2 separate regions of the Homo sapiens genome follow, and region 2 is linked to region 1. A link is a contact called in ENCODE Hi-C data. All regions are on one chromosome and are shown on one strand. The core of a region is the stretch at or near the end of the contact, and the rest is flanking DNA. Distances in the headings are between cores, read along the strand shown.

Region 1 (2,824 bases), core at 234-2,733:
TAAAATTAAAAAAAAAGAAGGTGGAAGAGAGTCCCCAGCAAAGGAATATGGGCAACCTCTAGAAGCCAGAAAAAGCAAGGAATAGATTGATTCCTAGAGCCTCTGGAAAGGACTATAGCCCTGCAATAGCTTGATTTTAGCCCTGTGACTAAATTGTTATTCCAGATTTTAGCCCAGTTACTAAATTAGCCCCATAACTCATTTCAGACTTATGACCTCCAAAACTGTAAGATGATAAATTTGTGTTGTTTTAAGCCACTAAATCATAGTAATTTGTTACAGCAACAATGAGAAATAAATACAACAGTGCAGAACAAGCACAGATTAACAATTCGAATTAATAGGTTAAAAAAAGATGCATTTTCTTACACTCTCAAATCGTAAACATGCGTAAGTTATGTTTTGCACAAGTAAACAGAAATAAATCTTGATAAAATAGCATGGGTCCTTATATTTCCCTTTTAGGTACCAGAATCTTTACTGAAACAAAGTCCAACACCCAAAAGTGAGGGAGGAAGTGGTGGAGAGGGAGAAAGGATGAACAGAAATGGGAGGGACAAAGAGAAAAGACAGGGAGAAAGGGGAAAGAAAAGGGATAGGAGGAGAGGAGAGGGAAGAGAAGAGAGGGAAATCATGGAGGAAGAAATGAGACAAGTAAGGAGGAGAGGAGGGGGAAGAGAAGAGAGGGAAATCATGGAGGAAGAAATGAGACAAGTAAGAAGGAGGAGAGAAGAGGAAGGGCAAGGGAGAGGATAGTGTGAGAGGGAGGAGAGATTGAGAGGGAGGAGAGATGTATTTTTTTACTTGGGTATTTCTGAAATAAAAAATTACTTGTCGAGAATGACTGAATCCAAATTCAAAATGAAAATTTCATGTAATTATAAATGAGTCAACTTTTTAGTATATCTATCTATCTAACTTATCTATCTTAGCTATCTCTATCTAGAGACAGATTAAGATAGAGAAAAAGGGACAGGAAGAGATAATATGCTGTTTTATTTATTATAAAACTTTAAATGTTATACAATATCAGACGATATCAATGTCTAGTTCTAGATCTCCTCACTGTGTCTAAGAGACTGCTGTTTCTAGCCTGGTTCAATCTTCTGTACTCTCCTAAGTTCAACTGCTCCTCCTTTTATATTTATGGTGGAGTATCTGCTACTTGTTTCAGGACGCTTATTAGTTACCATGAAAAAGTTTTTGGGTCTTTGTTTTTTAGATTCCCTTACTGTATAACTGACATACAGACTTCAAGAAGACCCTATTTTCCTCTAGTGTGCCCCAATGTGTCCGTCTGCTTTCTCGTTCATTCTGTGAGAGAGTACTTTCTTGTTCCTTTTTCCTACAGCTAGCTGGAACTATCTCTCTCCCTCTCTCTCATTCCCTGTGTCTTCCTAGCTGGAGCTGCACACACTGCTGCCTGTTTTCTGCCTGCCTGTTGTCTTTGGCCAGTTTCTGAGAAGCCATCTGCTCCCATCTGGTGGGAAAAGCATCTTACAGATTAGAGTTCAAACTGAAAGCAGGTGCTTACTTGGCCAATGCAGTGATGTTTCTGATACAGCAGCATTAAACACTCCCTTTACATGGTTGTGCCTGTTTAACTTCCTCATTCCTGATGTCAAGGGAGCTAAGACTCTATATGGTACAAAAGGGTTTTTCTGTCTTGTTTTCAAATCTTTGTAAGTGTGTAATTGCTTATTTTAATGTAATAATTAAATAGAGAGAGGCAAGTTAGACACTTCAGAACATAAAGTATAAGATGTGAAGGCTGAAGTTGGTCTTCCAGCTGGTCTCCTTTCCATCTTGATACAAGTTAGTAGATACAAAAATCAAGTTAAATCTAAATTTAAAGGCGCATGTTAACTTTTTAAAAATAAGTTAACTTGCTACTTTTAATCAATAAATTAATGAAATGACTGAATTCTTTAAATGCACTCAATTCTATGGAATTTAGTTGATCTTTAAGGTATTACTTACCAAACTATTAAAAAACTATGAAGACATGCATTGTCTTACATATTTCATATTTCATAGTACTATATTTGATGCACTCGATTAATGAGTTACCATGAATTGTTAGCCGGTTGAATCCTAAATTGACAACAAAATGGTAATTTTTAGTTTAATCACTAGATGGCAGTAGCTTACAATAATGCATGAAAAAACTAAAGTATTGCGGTTTTCAACGCTCCTTTGTAGAATATATTAACCATATTGAACATATTTTAATCAGCCTTTTTTCTTTCTTATTCTCCTTTGACAGTAAGGGATGGGCCTTAATCAGTGTTTCTCTTTCTCTCATGTTGGCAATTAAAGTTTTCTCCATGTTATATGAAATGCTAAGCTAACAGTTTTAGGTATTTGTGAGACTATAACTGACAAAACGTTTCCATAATTTGCTGCTCACTTATTTGAATGCCTACTAATTGAAATATATTTATGAAGTCAATTATTTTCAATGCCTTTCGGCCTCCCTATATGCAGGTATGTATATGCATGTAATGAGTACATGCATCAGCATTCCCATTCACCTGGCTTCTAGAAAAAGACAAACCAGGGGAAGTGAGACAGTTCAATTTTAGCACAGGGCAGAACAAATGAAAACAATGGGAGACTGACATGAAATTTGAACTCTTTATGTAAATGCATCAATAGTTTGTGTGAGAAATAGGAAATTCTAATCCAATATTTGGGGCTAATAAATAAAATCAAGAAAATAATTTCCCTTTTTTTTTCAATTTCCTCATCCTGAAAAGTCTTTATATTGTATTTTTTAAAGTTTCTTATATTGAGCATATCTACTATTACATTTCTATAGGTA
Region 2 (2,824 bases), core at 213-2,712, 1.1 Mb after region 1:
ACTTCTCTTTACAAGAGTTCTTGCAACAGTTCATGACTTCTAACCAGGGCTGATATTAAATTCATGCTCTGGAGAAACATAATTTTAACCTGTCAAATGCTTCAGATTCTTTCCAAGATAGAACAAGGATTAATTTCATGTAAAGCAATAAAATTTACTGCATAAACCAAAACTTTGTAGAAATTCTTTGAGATTCACTGACTGACTCTTGAATCAGGATGCCCTTAGCATGAAGGGTGTATGCTACCCTTCTTTTCAGTCTACTTCAGTCCCTCCCACAATCCAGAGACCAGCTTTCCACCAGGTGTCTCAGGATGTTCTCCCCTTTATATATGGGCTTGTCTCAAAAACCAAAGGAAAGTGAGAGTTTTGTTTTGCCTTTTAATGAACACATGATTAAACTATTAGTTATTATTCAGTATGTATATTGTGATTTCAAGACTCCCCCAGTAAATAATTCACAATATTTCTTATGCTGCTGTGGAGTAGCTCATTTACAAAAGAGGTGCCTGTAGTGCTTTAGACAGCATTGACTGAAGTACAGCCTTGTGCAATTTTAGGGGGTCCTAGGAAGGGGCTAAGATTACTTTTTTTCAGGCTCTCCTTTCTCTTTAAAGCCTCTGGGTATATTGATCATGTTCAGGCCTCAAATATCAGTGGGGTGTGGAAGGAGGTGAGAGGAAGGTTATTCTACCTTGTAACATAGTTATCCCAAACCTCATTCTGGAATTTGACTCCTGTTTGAACTTAGGGAGCAATTAAAATACAGTCATGCCAACTCAGCCCCAGCCAAATGCTTTACACTTTTCTACTACAGGAATGCTCATCTCTTAAGCCAAGATTCCAATCCTTGTTTGTCCCTAGGCTGGAAAGCCACATCACTGACACAGCTGTTGAGATGAAGCCGAGATAGTGGAGTGGAGTCTTGACCTTTTACTCACCCTCTAGCACAGCCCATAAAGGGCCTGCATGAAACTTTGGAACTTTCTGAAGCACTGGGTGAAAACCACTAATCTAAAATGTTCTTCCAAAGTCCTTCCGGGTCCTAAATATTTGCATTCTATATAACACCATACTACTGGTTTTTATGAGCAACGTGTTCTTCCTTATTTAGTTTGGCCCCTCACATTCAAATATATGGGAGCTGCATTAGGAACCACATTTCCAATATATTCACTCTGGTTTGGGGACACAATTGTACAGCAGATTGTGGCACCAGATCTCTGATACATCAAAATGTCAAAAATTTGGTTACCTCTTATGGGATAAAGTAGAAGATTATGGTAACAGGTAAATATAAGTAACTCTCAGAAAGCAAAGTTTGAAGGTGTTTTATCTATTGAATATGCTAGCAAATTTTCACTTTCTTTTAAATGAAGATTAGGAAGGCCCCCACCAATATGCTACAGTGCCCTGATGCCTACGTCTACTGCTGAGTAAATACTCAGCTTTGCTCATGTAACTGGACCAGCATATTTGTCTGGAGCTGATGCTGCCCTCTGGCTGCCAATGTGAATTAAATCCTTACAGAAATAACTAAGCTTCATCACAAACAAGCAAGTTCAGTTTTGGAACTGAATCTTTGATAAGGTTCTCTGAGAAGCCCTCATTCTGGATCATGAAGTCAATACTCACTTCATACTCTCTTAACAGTATAGCACTTCTAAAGGGCAACATCTCAGCTCCCTCTGTTTCTAGCACTCAATATTGCCAATGAAAGGAAATTTTTTAAAAAACCATGTTCTGTAAGAATAAAAATAAACAAACTTCATAGAAAATCACAATGAGACAAATTCTTTTACCAGTGTCTCTGGCTTTCACATGTTTTTGCATAATGAAAGGGCTAATATAACATAACAAATCCTAAACTGTTTTCACAAGGAGTGGAAAAAAGATGTGTAAAAGTATGCTCTGTCTTGCTTCCTTCTGTTCACAATGTATCTAAATAAAACAAATGGTGTTCTTGCTCTTTCTGTCTGTTTCCCAATCTGTTTGGATAGTAGCCACCATCCCGCAGCCAACGATAATATCTGACACTTCCTGACATCATGAAAGCCACCATCTGTCTATCACCAAAACCCTGTACTTTTTAAAGACTACTTGGCTTGATCCTTAATGAAGCTTCAAGTTGAATGCACAGATCGCTTTAGAAGGAATACAAGGAATAATTGACACAAGGTATCTGTATAAAATCACGTTCTCATTAGATTCCATTTGAAAACATAAAATGAAATATTAAGGCCCCTTTCAGGCAGAAAAAGCATGGTTTACTTTCAATTGTGTTTCATTTCCGATTTGCCTGTGAAAGTTTAGACAGTGTTGAACACCAGGAATAAACCTAAACTAAAGCCTAAGCTTTAAATTCAATATTTTCCAGTCTTGTAAAATTAAACAGTTAGACATGACTTTGCAGTTTGTATACTTGAGCTATGAAAAAAGAAGAAAATCCATCAATTATTTTTCCAAGGCTTGAGAAAATCATGCCATTTAAAACTGAATCAACTTCTTTAACACCTGAACGATTATCCAGGAAACAAAAGAAGGTTCTGTATGTCTTCACTTGTAAATGTCACAGGTGAACACAAACAACCCTGTGCTGGCAATGTCAAGTCACTCTTTGTTTTATTAAACTGTTGTACCTCTATGTGTGCAACAAGGGAATTAGTTAACAGGGGAGACTGCGGAAAAATATAATAATTCCTAGGTGATATTAAGTTCTCTCAGAAAAAGTAAAGCTTTCCAGGGAGAAGACGGATTAACAAGTTTCATACACAACTTTCTTGACTGCACTCCAGTGTTGTGATTTGTGACATTGATTTCACAC

Evidence for each region. Hi-C counts contacts between places; a loop is a spot of excess contacts on that map. Pooled maps may share reads with other maps.
Region 2: a map of naive thymus-derived CD4-positive, alpha-beta T cell shows a loop between it and region 1 (18-fold over the local background). The contact joins two enhancer-like sites. A Hi-C loop is called at or near these places in 2 of 168 maps with a recorded cell type or tissue (both naive thymus-derived CD4-positive, alpha-beta T cell), 1 of 37 single-sample maps with no recorded cell type and 14 of 50 pooled maps.

What each region holds. Positions count from the first base shown.
Region 1 is chr7:12,636,913-12,639,736 of GRCh38, forward strand. All of the region lies in intron 10 of SCIN (scinderin), which reads left to right. Among named protein-coding and RNA genes, the nearest start is that of ARL4A, 49 kb to the right of the region's middle. Within about 2 kb of position 1,484, at least 5 of the 41 ENCODE cell types and tissues checked have a DNase peak (open chromatin) inside an H3K27ac peak, as active enhancers do.
Region 2 is chr7:13,741,434-13,744,257 of GRCh38, forward strand. All of the region lies in intron 3 of LOC105375161 (a long non-coding RNA gene), which reads left to right. Among named protein-coding and RNA genes, the nearest start is that of ETV1, 250 kb to the right of the region's middle. Within about 2 kb of position 1,463, at least 3 of the 41 ENCODE cell types and tissues checked have a DNase peak (open chromatin) inside an H3K27ac peak, as active enhancers do.